Regions from separate parts of the Homo sapiens genome. Here region 1 is linked to region 2. The links are chromatin loops, found by intact Hi-C in ENCODE. Cell type or tissue: A673. All regions are shown on one strand.

Region 1 (8,000 bases), 580 kb after region 2:
AATTAGGGGCCCACCCTATGCCAGTATGACCTCATTCTAACTTAATTACATCTGCAACAACCTTGTTTCCAAATAAGGTCACATTTAGAGATAATGAGGACTTCAACATGAATTTTTGGAGGACACACTTCAACACATCAAGTTAGCAAGCCATACCACATGAAGGACGTGGAAAACCTGAGAGACCAGGGGAAGGGGTTGGATTTGCCTTGGATATAATGGGAAGTCACCAAAAGGTTTCAAATCCAGCAAGTGACATGATCTGATTAATGTTTTAAAAGGATAATTCTGGCTGCTGTGTTAGATTATGAGAGAAAACAGCCCCCGATGCCAGCATGAGTCATATGGCCCCCCCGCTAGGGATGGAAATTCTCATCATAACATCCACTTACTGGACCTGAGGCTTTAGTTTTCATTGTTCATCATTAGTTCATAGGAAAAACAAATTTAGCTTCCAATTGATGAGATGAACACATCCTTATAATCACATATAAAAATATTATTTCCTTTCCTGGATCTTTACTTTACTTGTAAAAAAATAATAAAAGTAATACAAGCTCTTGGTAAAACTCCAAATAATACTAAGGGAGGCAAATTAATAAATACAGGACTCCAGACACTGCTCCTCAACCCCCACCCATTTCCACTTCTCAATTTCTTCACATTCACATTTTAAAAGAAATCTCTTTGGAGATCCCCTTCCTAGAATTGTTTCTAATCATCTATATGTCTCTATACAGATTCTTACCCACAGTAAATTTTTAACACCAGGCCAACTGCCCAACTTCACCAGGCAAGCTTCTGTTACCTTCTTCCCATAAATTGGCCTGAAAATGTTCAGGATGAACAGGAGCACTGAGCCACAAAATTAGTAGTAGATCATTGGGCTTGGGGTCAAAGACATTGAGTTCCAGTTTCTGTTACATCACTTCCTGCCTCTGAGTTACTGAGCAAATCACAACCAAGTCTTGGGTTCTTCATATTTTGCCTATATCACAGGGTTGTAGTAAAGTTCAAGGATGTTTGTGTAATAAAGCACTTCTGGTATATTATTGCTAATGAAGACAACCCTCATTTCCACATACACACAGTCATATCTGTTGGTATCCACTTATAGACAAGGGAGTTTTTATTTTGTAACTAGAACTAGCAAGAGGCATCATGCTTGAGGACAAGGTGAGGGCGGATGGGGTACAAGGAACTTTGTCAGGCTGGGTGATCTCTGGGGCAAGGGTTTTCTGAGTGTCTTTGTAGGCTCAGATGTGGCCAAATGGGAGTTGGAACAGGGAGGAATAAAGTGAGTGTGTCCCTCTTGAAAACCATAAATGACAAGACTGGTTTGAGTGTACCTGGGATGCCCTGATTTAGTGACATATTCAGAGTCTCAAAGGGAAAAATAGTCAGGAAACATTGTGGTGGGAGAGGTTCCAAGATTCTGTTAATATAAAGGAGAGGCTGCCAAGCCCGCAAACATTGGACTTGAAGGGGTAAAAATATCTTATCACTAGAAAAGACTGCTGGCCATCACTTTGGGAGACCAAGTCAGGTGGAGCTCTCGAGCTCAGAAGTCTGAGACCAGCCTGGGCAACATGGTGAAACCCCATCTCTACAAAAAATACAAAACTTAGCTGGGTGTGGTGGGGCATGCCTGTAGTGCCAGCTACTCAGGAGGCTGAGGTGGGAGGATTGCTTGAGCCCAGGAGGTTGAGGTTTCAGCAAGCTATGATCAGCCACTGCACTCCAGCCTGGGCAATAGAGCAAGACCCTGTCTCAACAACAAAAAGACTGCTGGTTTATGCCATTCAAAATGGACTATTTTGGATTGTCATGCAGGGAATGGATCTGTTTTTTCCTTTTATTGTATCCCTAGTACTTAGTATAGTACATGGCACTGAGTAGGAGCTCATTAAATATTGGTTGAATGAAGTGACTATTCCTCATACATTAGCTCTTTTAGCTCACAGGACCAAATGAATAACAATGATGTTCATATAGCCAATTTGTAAAGCCCAGTGAGTACCTACTTTCAATTTATCATCTTGATGGTCCAATGAGGCAGGTTTTATCATCATTCTTAATTTGCAGATGAGGTTACTGAGGTCCAGAAAGGTCAAGTCATGTGCCTAAAATCACTTGGTGAAGAAGTAAAAGAGCCTGAAATAAGCATGCCCTCCATCACTCACACAGGGTTGTACTTCAATGGTGATGATCAGGTTGTGACTTGTAATGTAAGAGCCAGAACCCCCTGTGGCCGGGTAAGTGTAGTGTGCCCAGAAGGTGGTATACAACCAGGTAAGAGACATATCTCCAGGCAGGAAACAGGAACTAAGCAGTCCAGCTTTGCACCACCAGCCAGTGTTCAGCAAGCACTGTATTCTCTGAGGTCCTGCTCTGTGCTAGGCACTACACTTGATGCTTGGGATACAATAGTGAACAAGCAGAAGGACAAGGAGTTCTCTCAGGTGGTGGCAGGTGTTAAGATGGTGCCCACACACAGGAGGCTGATATGACTTTAGGGTGAGATGAAGCCTGGAATGCTCTTCCAGGGTTTTCCAAATACTAGCTCAAGGTCTGGAGCCAAACTGTCCAGGAATCTCTTTTTTAATACCCAGATGATTCTGATGTACAGCTAGGTTTGGGAGCCACCAATATGGGTGAGCTAGGCTGATTTCATGGTACATCACGAAGGCTCTCTCCCATTTTTCCCAAACTTTTAGATGAAAAGTTCTACTTTCAGCTCAGCTGGGCTCTGGAGGCACACTTGAGCCAGAATATTAAAAAGGGGATGATCTCCACCACACCCCTAGGCCAGTGAGGTAACTAGGAAAACTGCCTCCAAGGCAAGGAGAATCTTGTGGAACACAAAGCCATACTGTGAGATGCAGAAGCCCCTTTTCAAGAGGAGGCTGTTCATCCAAGGCCAAACATAGAGATCCTGAGTTTTGTTTCATCAAGGAAGGTAGCTGGTCACAGTGGTTCATGCCTGTAATCCCAGCACTTTGGGAGGCTGAGGTGGGAGGATCGCTTGAGCCCAGGACTTTATAGATCAACCTGGGCAACACAGTGAGACTCTGTCTTCAAAAAAATAATAAAAGAAAGGTAGCCAATTCCTCAAGGTAGTAAACCTTGAGTCCAGGTCCTCTGGCATCAAATCCTATGCTTATTCCCTCTTCTCTACCTTCTCTTCTATCTGCAACCTCTGGAATGAAGATGCTCAAATGGTCGATTTAGAGACACTAGCAGTGGGCAACATATAGGTATAGAAAATCCTCAACCTGGCAGCTTGAGGAGGCCCCAGTGAACCTCTTACCCTGAACGTTGCTCTCTTCTCAGAGCTCTATTTTTGTTTTTGATATATGAATTTTTTACTTGAGGTTGTTTGAGCATTTCTCTTATCCCACAACCCAGTGGCAGTTGAGAGGGCTTATTATGAGGGAGGAAAGAGAGTCCAGGGGAGGGGCCTTGGGAGCTCAAGGGGAGGGCAGAGCCTGAGATGCTAGGAAAAGAGCTTGGGAGGCCTGGAGCTAGACTCCAAAGGACAGGAGCTGAAGATCCCTGAGGAACAGAACCACCGCACTTCTTGGTTGCCCTGGGAGAGTCCTAGTTTATGCCTGTTGTCCCTCCCACTGTCAAAAGTGCCCCAGTCATACAGCAAATGATATGGCCACCCCTACTGAGGGAGGAATTAGAGCCCTTCTTTCCTCAATGTTTTCACCTGGGACATTGCTTAGAAAAAGAAACTACAACTTTCAGATACCAGGACAGTAAGCTCCTTACAGGCAGGGACTGCCTTGTGGTTGATTTCTTTAAAAACAATAAGAAAAGCATAAAGTGTATTATATACATTAAGAGAATGTCTGATAAAGGAAGAAATACTCATATGATTGAATTTTGCATTCCCAGCACCGAGCTACATATATGAATTAATGCTTCCTGCCCTGCCTACCCCTCACAGTTCCCCTCCGGCCAGACCTCAGCCACATCAGTATTTTAATGATTGCACTGACATCTGGTGGTTATTTCCAGCTTTTTCTCTGGGCTGCTCCTGTAAGAGATGATGGATAGGTCTGTACTTCATACTCCATCAAAGCACCTTTTATCTGAGCTCTACAGTGACTAGACATGACACTCTGATTCACAGCAAGTTGTTGATAGCTGGTAACAGATGTAATGCTATTTCTTAAAAGGTATAGAGATTAGAGGCAGGAATGACGGTAGTGTGGAAGGGGTACGGTAAAATGATAAATAACATCAATAACTGAAATTTTGTGGGATTTTAGGCTTATGAGGGAGTCATTTTCACACAGAGGTGTCCTTCCTGAAATGACACCAACTAGGCCAAAGGCATTAAAGTTCTCAGTAGCAACAAGAAATCAAGTCAACACCAGTGCAGGTGTGATCAAATGTCAACTAGGGAAATTCTTAAAGTAAAACTTGGACACATGGTACACTGTCTTCCTAGTACTGCCTGGCTAACAGAGAGCAGGAGTGAGTGGGGGAGTGAGACACAGGAAAAATAGAGTGAGAAAGTAGGAAAGCTGTACTTCAAAGTGTAGCTTTCCGTGTTCCAGCAAGGCATGAAAATGTCCACAGATACAGCAACCTCCCCATACCTCACCCCACTTTAATCTACAGGGTAACTTCAGAGGATTTCGTACAGAAGACATTTTAATCCCAATACACCATAAAGAGGGTACTAAGAATCCTAGTATTCATGGGAGGACCGTTTTGATTACCCATCCTCCTCCTTGTACAAAGTAGCTGTAGGCAAGAGGCCTGTCAAAGCCCACGACCTTACATCATTAAGAGCTCAAAGAGAGAGAAAAATACAGCTCCCAGCCAATTCTCACATCATCAGGAAAGTATCACCAATGTATGAGACAGGAACATTTAAGTAGCCACAATGAATGAGGTATCCGGGTATCTGGAACATCTCCAAAAACGCAAGCTGCCTCTTATTTGCCTCCTTATGGTAAAGAGTATTACTGAGTCTGTAAATGTGAAAATAACTATTTAATAAATCTTTTTAAGCAGTGGGCCTGCCAGTAGGGGTTTGCAGTTGTGTTTTGTGCTACCCTCCCCTGAACCTTCCACTCTGCCCCTGTGGTTTTCTGATCAGAAATCAATAGCTACCAAGTTTAGGGTCTTTAGAAACACACCAGACACCAGGGTGGATAAGGCTGTGCTTTATTACATGCATAATTACAAATCTGTGCTAAGTGAAAATGTATAAAGCAATGGCGACCTGGGTTTAAGCCACACAGAGAAAGGGCTGGACAATCCATTAACCCTTCTGCCAATGTCCATTCCATTGCTTTTAACATGATTGTTTCCATTTCTTACAATTTGCATAGCACTTACTTGTCAACTTGCTTTGAATTCATTGTCTCAGTTTATCCTCACAACAACCCTGTGAGGTAGGTAGGGCAATTAACACTATCCCCATTTTGCAGATGGGAACACTGAGGCACAGAGCGGTTAAGATCTCGAGGCTAGTTAGTAGAAGCATAGGGAATAGAAATCAGGTCTCCTAACTCCCCAGTCCACATCTTCCTTTTTAGACTATGTTGTTCCGCATGACTAGGGAGTAGAATAAAGCGAGCAGTGAGCCATAGCTCTGGTTCAGGCTATGCCTAGGAACAGGCGAGAATAAAGCTAAGAAAGCATGGCTAAGGGCTAGCAACACTCAGATAAACAACTGCTCTGGACAGCTCAGCACCAAACTTCCTGCGGAAACTTGGGCTCTATTAGCTTTGGTTGAAGCTACTTTCTGGATGCCTAGTTACTGCTGATGTCTAGACATTAGCTTCAGCTGAACTTTCACCAACTCTCAGGCATTAAAATGTCGAGTCAGACAGGTTTTCTTTGGCTACTGCAGTTGGAGCCAGCCCTACAAAGAGCTTACTACAGAGAAATTCAAATAGTGGCCCATGGGCCGGAACCCAGCCCCTCTGATCTTCCTGGCCTCATTGGCTCACTCAACAGGTGGTAGTTTTCCCATAGCCAGAAATGAATGGGCAGAGGTAAGAACAGGAGGCTGGCCTTGGTCAAATGAAGAAGAGTCACCCACATGACATCACTGTCCCCCTTAGCTGACGTGAGCAAGGTACTGACTGGGCCACCTCCTTTCTGGCCTATACCTGGTTAGCAGCATAGCTTCAAAAGAGTTTAAGAGAACAAAATATTAAACACATCATTTTAAAATCCTGAATGGAATAAATTCTTAATCATCACAAAGTCCCAAAGGACCAAATATATAATAAAAAGTAAATACATACTTATAAAAAAAAGCTGAGTGCTAAAAAGCCAGGAAAATGGGAGAGAAAGGAAGAAGAGGGGACAAAGTGAAATGGAGGAAGGAAAAGGAACACACTGGAAGGACCATGTATTTTGAGGTACCCTTAATGTGACAGTGAGGCTGAACATTCCCCTCTCAGGCCACACTCTCTTCTCGATTTTGCCAGATGGCATTTCACTCACCAAATCTTAGACTGCCCCTGAATTCCAACAGATTTGTACTAGTAAGTAATATAGTTTAGCAGTAAATACTTCATATGTCTGCCTTGAGATGCTAAAGCCCTCATCACCCCCGACAAGTATCAATGGCTTTGGCCCTCACAGAGGAGCAAAGCCCTGTTGGTCCCATCAACTCAGACGTATCTTCCAGTTTCTGTTCTCAGAACAATCCTCTCCCTCCCACAAAGTCCACATTCAAAACAACATGCCTATAATAAAAGAAAGAGAAATCTGAATTCAGCGCATGGTGAGGGGAGAGAAAGACAATGAGACAGACAGCAAGGTGGGACGAGGCAGAGAGAAGAGAGGCAGAGATCTTTTTTTTTTTTAAACTCTCATATTTTTATATTATCACATGCTGTTTTTCTTCAAAAGGCCAAACTTTAGGCAAAGCATTCATTCAATAAGTGTGCACACAGAGGCTGAAGGCCCTTTGGCAGGAACTAAGAGGTAGGAATTTATGACTGTAAGACTGGGCTGGGTGACCCGATAGGTCCCATCCAAGAAATGCAAACTCCACACGTCATATACTTTCTTTCTTGGGTGATTTGGCAAAATTAGACTACACCATGGAAAAACCAATTTTGTTCCCTACATCTATTCAAACCTTTACCCAGATCCAGATGTTTAGAAATGAGAATGTGGCCAGCAAACGTTTGGGGAGTAACTTAAAGTTGCTAACACCCATTGTTCTCAGAAATTCTCTCCTTGGAGCAAGCAACTGAAATATGAAACAGAGCAGAGTCAGCGATCACCCCAGGACAACTACACTGATTGAACTTCAAATTGACACAGCTACTGAGCTCTGATCTGAGGAACTCTTACTTTTTTTTCCATATATAAGGATGTACGAGGAGGCAGAAATATAAATTTAAAAAAATTTGCTATCAAAATTCAAGACAATCTATCTAAACCTTATAGTTTAGGAAATGGCAACAGATGCCACATTTCTTCATGAGCAGATGTCTTGGGTCGGCCCTATCCATAAAACCAGACTGCCCTTGAGCCAAACACTGCTTTGAACCACTCATTTGCTTAGAAAGCCTGGCCTTTGAAGCATTGCTTGACTTTTTCTCCCCTTGAGGCACACAATCAAGCAGTTTATAAATGCCAGAACATATGTTGTAGGGGTGTGGGATGGCTTTCCTTCCACCATCTTACACCATTCAAATATTTTCTTACCAGGGCTTTTTCTATGGCCATAACTTTTAGTTTCTTCTCCAAAGGGAACCCAGGCAATCCCAGAGGTGGCTAAAAAAATCAAGGTTTGGCTGGGTGCGGTGGCTCACACCTATAATCCCAGCACTTTGGGAGGCCGAGATGGGTGGATCACGAGGTCAAGAGATCGAGACCATCCTGGCCAACATGGTGAAACCCCGTCTCTACTAAAAATACAAAAGTTAGCTGGGCATGGTGGTGTGCGCCTGTAGTCCCACCTACTTGGGAGACTGAGGCAGGGGAATTGCTTGGACCCGGGAGGCAGG
Region 2 (8,000 bases):
GCCTCCATCTTCACATGGCCCTTTCCCCTGTGTCTCTGTGTGTCTGTGTCTATGTGGCCTTCTTGTAAGGTCACCAGTCATTGGATTTAGGTCCTACCTTAGTCCAGTATGATTTCATAATAACTAATTACATCTGCAAAGGCTCTGTCTCCAAACAGGGTTGCATTCAAAGGTTCTGGGTAAACATGAATTTTGCAGGGGCACCATTCAACTCAGTACAACTTCTCATCAGCACTTAACATTGTTGAACATTATTGTCTTCTAAAAATTTTATCTTCCTTTGGCTCCAGAAACACTATGCTTCCCCTGGTTTTTCTTTGCTTTCTCTTGTCTATTCCTTTTTTATGGTTCCTCTTCCTCTACTTGCCCCTTATGTATTAATATTCTCTGAAGTTCTGCACAAGTTTCTCTACTCTTCTAACACTGTACATTCTGGGTGATTTAATTCATTCCATGATTTAATTTAGCAAATAAGACTTCTAAATCTCTCACTCCATCCCATACCTCACTCCCATTTATACCACTTCTTTCTAGGTATCTTCATTTTTATACCCCACACGTATCTCCAAAACTCTATATGTTAAAGTCATTAACTTCTACCTCCAAACCCTGATAAAATCTGCTTCTCCTCCTGTGTGCCTCTATAAAGGTAAATAATTCACAGTGAACCCAGTTTTTTCAGCTCCTTATTGCTATATCTAATTGAGCAAGTCTTGGCCATTTTATATATGCTGAAAATTTCTCAAACTTCTTCTCTCTTGTTTGCTCACTGCAAGTCTCTCAATTTGTTTACCTACCTCTAGTTTTACCATGCTCCCTACCTCCTGAATTTATTCTCCACAGTGCAACCAGAGTCATCTTTTAAAATGCAAATCTCATCATGAAATCTTTACTCACCAAAACCCTTCAAAGTTCCCTATTGTGTTCAGGTTAAAATCCAAACTCCTTAATTTGGTGAACAGGCCCCTTGAAATAGAACGCCTGTTTATCTCTGCCATCTCCACACAAGCCTGCACTTTATGTTATGGCCACATTCAACTGCTTATATTTCTCCAATGTATTCGTCAGAGTTCTCTAGAGGGACAGAACTAATAGGATATATATATGCACACACACATATATATAAAGGGGAGCTTATTAAGTATTAACTTACATGATCACAAGGTCTCACAATAGGCCATCTGCAAGCTGAGGAGCAAGGAGAGCCAGTCTGAGTCCCAAAGCTGAAGAAATTGGAGTCTGATGTTCGAGGGCAGGAAGCATCCAGCATGGCAGAAAGATGTAGGCTGGGAGGCTAGGCCAGTCTCTGCTTCTCACATTTTTCTGCCTGCTTTATATTTGCTGGCAGCTGATTAGATTGTGCCCACCAGATGAAGGGTGGTTCTGCCTTCCCCAGCCCACTGACTCAAATGTTAATTTCTTTTGGCAACACCCACACAGACACACCCAGGATCAATACTTTGTATCCTTCAATCCAATCAAGTTGACACTCAGTATTAACCATCACATCCAGCTACAACATATTCTCTCATATCTCTGTGCCTTTTCACATTCTGCTCCTTCTTCCCAAAATGATGACTGCTCCTTCCTCTTCTTTGTTTAGCTAACTCTTATTCAACACTCAAGACTTGACCTAAGCTTTATCACTTCTAAGAAGTGTTAGGGTTGATATCCCCAGACTGTATTAAGCTTCCTCCCATAAACAACACCCTTTAATTTCCTCTATCTAGAATCGTAACAGCCTGTTTACTTGTCTATTTCCCCCCTGTAAATTTTGGGCAGTGTCCATGTGTTGTTTTTCCTCCTATCTTAAGTATAGTGATCATAGTGCTTAGCAGGGTTACATGCTCGATACTCATTGAATAGCTAATTGAATGGAATGAATGTATGCCAGGCAAGGGCAGTAAGGGTTATTGCAGTGAGGATTAGAGGCTGAGACTTTTAGGGGTATTGGGTTGTCAGGCATCCAAATACTTGAAAGCTGAGATAGTGGATTCAGCAAAGGAAAGAGATAGAGTCAAAGATGAGTGCAAGGTTTCTTGCCAAATTGGATTGAGTTAAAAGATACTAGTTACAAATGCTATTTATAAGAACTAGCATTTATTGAGTGCCTCTTAGACACTGAGCATTTGACTAGGTACTTTATATGCTTTATATCAAAAAGAAACAAAATAATGAGCTAGTTTTAGACATGTGGAATTTGAAGCATCTGTAAGACGTCCAAATATAAAGGACGAGTAGACAGTTGTAACTATGGTTCTTGGGTACACAAAGAAAAAAATGACTCAATAATTAAATTGAAAGTTATTTGGGTCGATAGTAATTGAAGCCATTGGGATGGATGGGATCTTCCAGAAACAGTAATGTAGGGAGGAAAAGAAGACGATCAGGGACCAGATTCTGGGGGACATATGTGAGCTAAATGCAAAGAGGGGAACCATTCATTCATTCATCTAACAAATATTTACTAGAGCCATGGTCTGTGTCGGGTACTATTTTAGGAACTGGGGGTATATCAGTGAACAAAATAGCCTTTTCCCTCATGGAGCTGATATTCTAACAGGAATGGGAGAAGTAGACAATAATCACAAATACGCAAACATGTTATATCCATTACTGGTAAGTGCTATAAAGGAAAATAAAGCAATGCAAAGGCATATAAAATGACTAAATGTGGGTGTGGTAGGAGCAGCAGGGGCAGGGGAGACTTTAGCTCATTCAGGGAAGACCACTATGAAGATATTTGAACCAAGAGTTAAATGATAAGAAAGAGGCAGCCATATAAAGATCTGGGGAGAAGAGCATTCCAGCCAGAAGAATATCAAGTACAAGAGCTCTTAAATGGAAAAATACATGATGTATTCAAGGGTCAGAAAGAAAGCTTTAAAACTGGAGTGTGGTAAGCAAAGGAAGCATGAAAGGAGAGGAAGCCAGGCATATAATCACACAGGGCCTTGTAGGCTCTGGTAAGAAGTTCAAATGTGTACAAATGTATTCTATTTGCAGAAGGAAGCTGTTAGAGAGTTCTAAGCAGAACAGTGGTATGATTAGTTTTGGATTGATAGATGATCACCGTGGCTGCTGTATGGGAAACAGACTGTAGGGGGCAGAGAGGAAGCAGGAAAACTTGTTAGGAGGCTACTTGGAATAATTCAAGCAAGAGATGGTAATGAGTCGGATTTGGATTTTAGTGATGGAGATGGTAAAAAGTTGTTAGATTTAGGATTTGTTTTGGAGGACTTGCTGATGGATCAAGTGTGAATTGGGCAGGGCTGTGGTAGGGAATGGGTAGGCAAGGACTAAATGCTTCCTTGGGTTTTGACCTGAATAACTGGGTGGTACCATTTACTGAGGCGAGAAAGACTGGAGGAGAAACAAGTTTTATGGGTAACGGGAAGAAGTAGGAAAGAAGTAGCTTGGTTTTATACACATTAACTTTGTAAATGTAATGACATGTCTATTGGACAGCTACATGCTAATGTTAACTAAGAAATTAGGTAGAAGAGTCTAGAATTGAGAAAATAGGTCAAGGTTAAATATTTAAATTTTGGAGTCACCCTCTGATAAAGCTTTGACACCAGGTGAGAACATTAATGGGTTAAGTATATTATAAAATGGTATTAATATAAAAATTCCTGAATTTGATAATAGTACTGTAATTGTATAAGATAATTTCTCTCCTTAGGAAAGACAAACTGAAGTATTTAGAGGTAAAGGGGCATGAGGTCTGAAACTCTCTCTGAAATAGATGAGTAAATACATACATGCATATTAATTTATATGTCTAGAGAGAGAGGGAGTGAAAAAGCAAATGTGACAAAATGTAATCAGTTGGTGAATCTAGATAAAGGCTACACAGGAATTCCTTGTACTGTTCTTACAACTCTATCATACATTTTAAATTATTTCAAGGTAAAAAATATTTTTAAGCCTAAGTTGGACCAGTTGAGGAGGCAGCCTCTAATTTTGGCAGGAGCTAAAACCATGGACATTAAAAGGAAATTAAATCTTGATAAAATAAAGTTACCTTTAATTTTTTTAAGTGTAGGCAGCAAAGAGGAGAGGTCCTTGTATTGAGCCCTGGGATACTCCGATATTTAAAGATAGGGCAGATGAAGAAAAACCCAAAGAATAATCTGAGGAGAAGTGGCCAGTGAGGTAGGAGAAAAACCAAATGAGAGTGGTATCCCACAATGCAAGTGAAGAAACTGATTCAAGAAAGAGGGAGTACTCAGCTGTGTCAAATGTTGATGAGACATTGATTCTGAGAATTGACTATTGATTTTGGCAACATGAAAGTCATTGGCAACCCAGAGACAAAAGCCTGAATGGATTGTTTCATAAAAGAATGGACAGTGAAGAAGTGAAGGTAGTAAGTCTTTCTATGAGTTTAGTTGTAAAAGGAGTATAGAAAAATAAGAGTGTTAGCTAGAGAGGCAATTGGGATAAATATATGGTGATTTTTGTCGGTTAATAAAATTAATTTTTAAAAGAAAGGAATAAGTTCCAGTGTCTGATAGCACAGTAGGGTGACTATAGTTATCAGTAACTTATTGTATATTTCAAAATAGCTTTAAGAGAAGATTTGGAATATTCTTAACATGAAGAAATGATAAATGTTTGGGTGATGGATATTCCAATTACTCTGATTTGATCATTATGTATTATTTGCATGTATCACAATATCACGTACCCCCAAAGTATGTACAATTATTATGTATCTATAAAAATACATGCACACAAAACAATATATATGTTAAAGGGACACATTCAATAAAAGTATATTAAACATAAGGGGAAATTTTAAAATCACAAATATTAAATATCTGACTGCTAATGGAAATAATTCAGTAGCAAGGGAGAAATTGATGGTATAGAAAAGAAATGGACAGCATAGACAAATATAATTGCAGCAGCAAGGTCCTTGGGAAGATCAGAGCAGAAGTGCGGAGTTGAACTTTGTTAAGGATAAGGATAATTCACCCATATTAAGAGGAGATAAGGCAAGGTAGGTTGGTGATGCAGCGGTGGAAAGAAGAGGAAGTTCTTTTCTCAATGCTTATCTTTTTAAATCAACTATAAGGAGAAGCTGTCTGCTGAGAGGAAAGGGAGAAAGTGGTGTAAAGGAGAGAAAGAAAGGGCACTCAGAAATGTAGGAGGAGACGTGGGAGAGTGGTGTCATGGAAACCAAGGACAGGGAGAGGATTTCAAGAAAAAGCAGTCCAACAATCAATAGTGCTGAATATTCTTGCATTTTAGTTGGATGAATATTGAAAAAAGACTATTGAGTTTGCTAATTCAGAGGTTACTGGTTGACTTTGGCAGAAAAGGCTTTATTAAAACATTATGAGCAGAGGCCCAATTTCAGTGAAGAGTGAATGGGAGATGAGGAATTGTATTTTCTTTAGAAAAGGAGGGTGGCAGGGGGTAAATTGGGGAGAGGGACCTATTTATCTCCTGTATTAGACTGTGAATTCCTTGAGAGAGAACATGTCAGATTCACTAGGGTATGACACTGCTAGTTTTCAACAAAAGTTGAGTGTGAGAGTGAAGGAATAAGTTCTGCACCCAGATAGATTCAACAAAATCTTCTAAGATGTTCTTCTGAATTGGATCTGTTCTGCCAGACCCTCAAAACATGTGGTTAGAAAAAAATCACTGAGGAAGTACTTCTGTACCCTAGAGAAGTAGAAGAGTGGAGGTGACAGGATGTCATTGAAATGCAATTTGTGGTCTCTGGACACCTGCCCCACTGCCCAATGTATAGGAAGAGACCTGGAAGGTCTGACCTCAGAACTGCAAGAAATTAGTTGGTGTTTTCTGCATAGGGTAGGAAATACTGAGATGGCTAGAAGTTATGGTGGGGTTGCAGTTTTGTCTGCTGAGTTTAGCTTAAGATTAGGTCAGCCATGGTGGAGAGGGGAGAGAATTTGTTATGATAGGCATATAGCTATATTTGAAGGATATAAATACAGCAGCAAAAGAGGAATTGCATAGAATGAGATCAGGGTAGATCAGAGCTTAATTAGATGAAATCAGGACAAGGGCTGTTTAGGCTGACTATCAGAGAAACCATCTTGATGCTAAAAATTACTGGAGCGTGGGCTAACCTTTGAGAGGAAATGGTGGAAACTTTGCCACTGAGTCATTTATAATTATTTACAATTATACAGGACAATTTTGTTGAAAAATAATGTAGCATAATACAAGGAGTGGTTTTGCTCTGTTCCCAGGATGGAATGGATGTGACTTAATAACTTTTTCCTACGCTAATTTGGTTGATTGTGTCAGAGAAAAGATAGGTTGGTCATTTTGTTTTTCCCCTTTTGAATGACTCATACTTGAGTTGATCACAGCCATACAACCAAAAGAATACCCACTGATTAGGCAGATAACAGAATGTAGAATGGGAAGTCAATAGGTTGACTTAGAACTCAGACTTACCTAAAACTTGGAGAATTGGTCAGGAACCAATAAGTTTCCATAAAGCTAGGCCTTGTGTTTTTCACCATTAATCTCCAGGACGTGGCTTCAGAGCCTGGAATACAGTATTTGATGAATAAACAAATAGTCAATGAATGAATGCATGAATGTCACTTTGGGAAGAACACCTAGGACCACCAGTATAAGATTAGCAGTGGACTGATAAGTTGGACGTCTGCCTTAATATCTCTGGGTCCATTTTCTCACCTCTTTTTCACTGATTTCTACTGAGGATGAAATGAGAGCATGCAGATACTTAGAATTTAGCATCTTTAGAAGTATTAGCTGTCTTTTCCCCTTTATTTTTCTAGACTCAATCTCACCAGTCAAATCAAACTTTATGTTTTACCACATTAGGAAGAGAGAAAATTATGCCTTTTGTCTATTAAAAATCCTAGATATCGGTGTTGAGATATCTTAGATTGACATTAACCAAAACCACTGGCAATTGTAGAACAATTTTTAAAAACAATAAACAGCTAAGGCACTACCAGGTATGATACTCCTTCACTTTGCCTTTTATCAGCTCATCCCAAATCTTAATTTAAATTCAAATAAAATGAAAATGTTCTCTAGAAGCATGTTTTCATCCTTGGGCCTCCCTTAGTATCCAAAATACTCAAGTCTGCCATTCTCAGGGATTAACTATAATTCATACTGTGTTGGCCATTGATATGTTCCCCTAGCCTTGACTATTGGAGCTAACTAGTGGGAAACTCCAACTTTACCTGTTCAACATCTTTGCTTTCAGATTTCCTTCCACCATTCTTTGTCCTTCCACACCAGACAGAATTTATAGAAAAGGGAATAGCTTCATTAAGGAAGTGATGCCACTATGTATGTAAAAATCCCGTTTCTCTCTTTCTTTAAGCAGGAAATATTTTCTATTTTTATCCTTTGCATTACTTTTCTTCCTTCCACTTTGCTGCTTTTCAAGCTGGAATTAAGAGACACCAGTTTAATTTGGATACAATAACTGGACTTGATTAATATTCCGGTACAGCTCACTTCCTTTAACAACAGGGCCTGACACTTTTTTTTTCTCTGAAATGTTTTTTTCAAGGGCTTATATCCCTTGCACAGAACAGAATGTTTTGAACAATATTTAAACGCAGTTTTTGATCAGAGAGTTAAAGTGATCCTATCATAATAGCTAAAGATGGGTACAAAGAATTTGGTGAGCAATCAAGGAAGTGATATAAAATAATTAATGGATAGAAAAGTCATTCAAGTGAAGGCTTTGTGAAAGAATCAAGATTATTCAACCCAGAGAAGATAAAATTTTCAAGCCCTTAGAAATAGCCACTTGCCATGGATGGTTTCAAACACAAAAACAAAACAAAACCAAAGCAAAATTGCCGACTTAACTCATTTCACAGCCAATTTAATGTCCATAGGGGAGTTTTGCCTTGCAAAATAAATAAGCTGTGTATTTGATTCTTCATATATTTGTTTTGTAAGACAAGAAGAAGTGATTTAATAACTGCTTTCAAGGACTAGAAAAAAAAAAAACTACT

Evidence for each region. Peaks named below come from ENCODE experiments on the same cell type or tissue, not always from the same donor. Only the 100,000 strongest peaks of a DNase experiment are listed, where the experiment ranks them.
Region 1: it touches region 2 in a loop (5-fold over the local background); 1 of 110 quality-filtered maps calls a loop at or near these places.

The regions. Positions count from the first base shown.
Region 1 is chrX:50,096,402-50,104,401 of GRCh38, reverse strand. CLCN5 (chloride voltage-gated channel 5) reads right to left here. Exons shown (of 15, transcript NM_001127898.4): 15 at 5,172-8,000. Among named protein-coding and RNA genes, the nearest start is that of MIR502, 86 kb to the right of the region's middle. In A673, a CTCF peak has its summit at 4,017 (motif pointing left); no DNase peak of the experiment used is centred here.
Region 2 is chrX:50,676,292-50,684,291 of GRCh38, reverse strand. The region is part of intron 2 of SHROOM4 (shroom family member 4); the gene reads left to right. Among named protein-coding and RNA genes, the nearest start is that of SHROOM4, 130 kb to the left of the region's middle. In A673, a CTCF peak has its summit at 3,098 (motif pointing right); a DNase peak (open chromatin) is centred at 3,101; H3K4me3 peaks cover 456 bases; H3K27ac peaks cover 3,641 bases.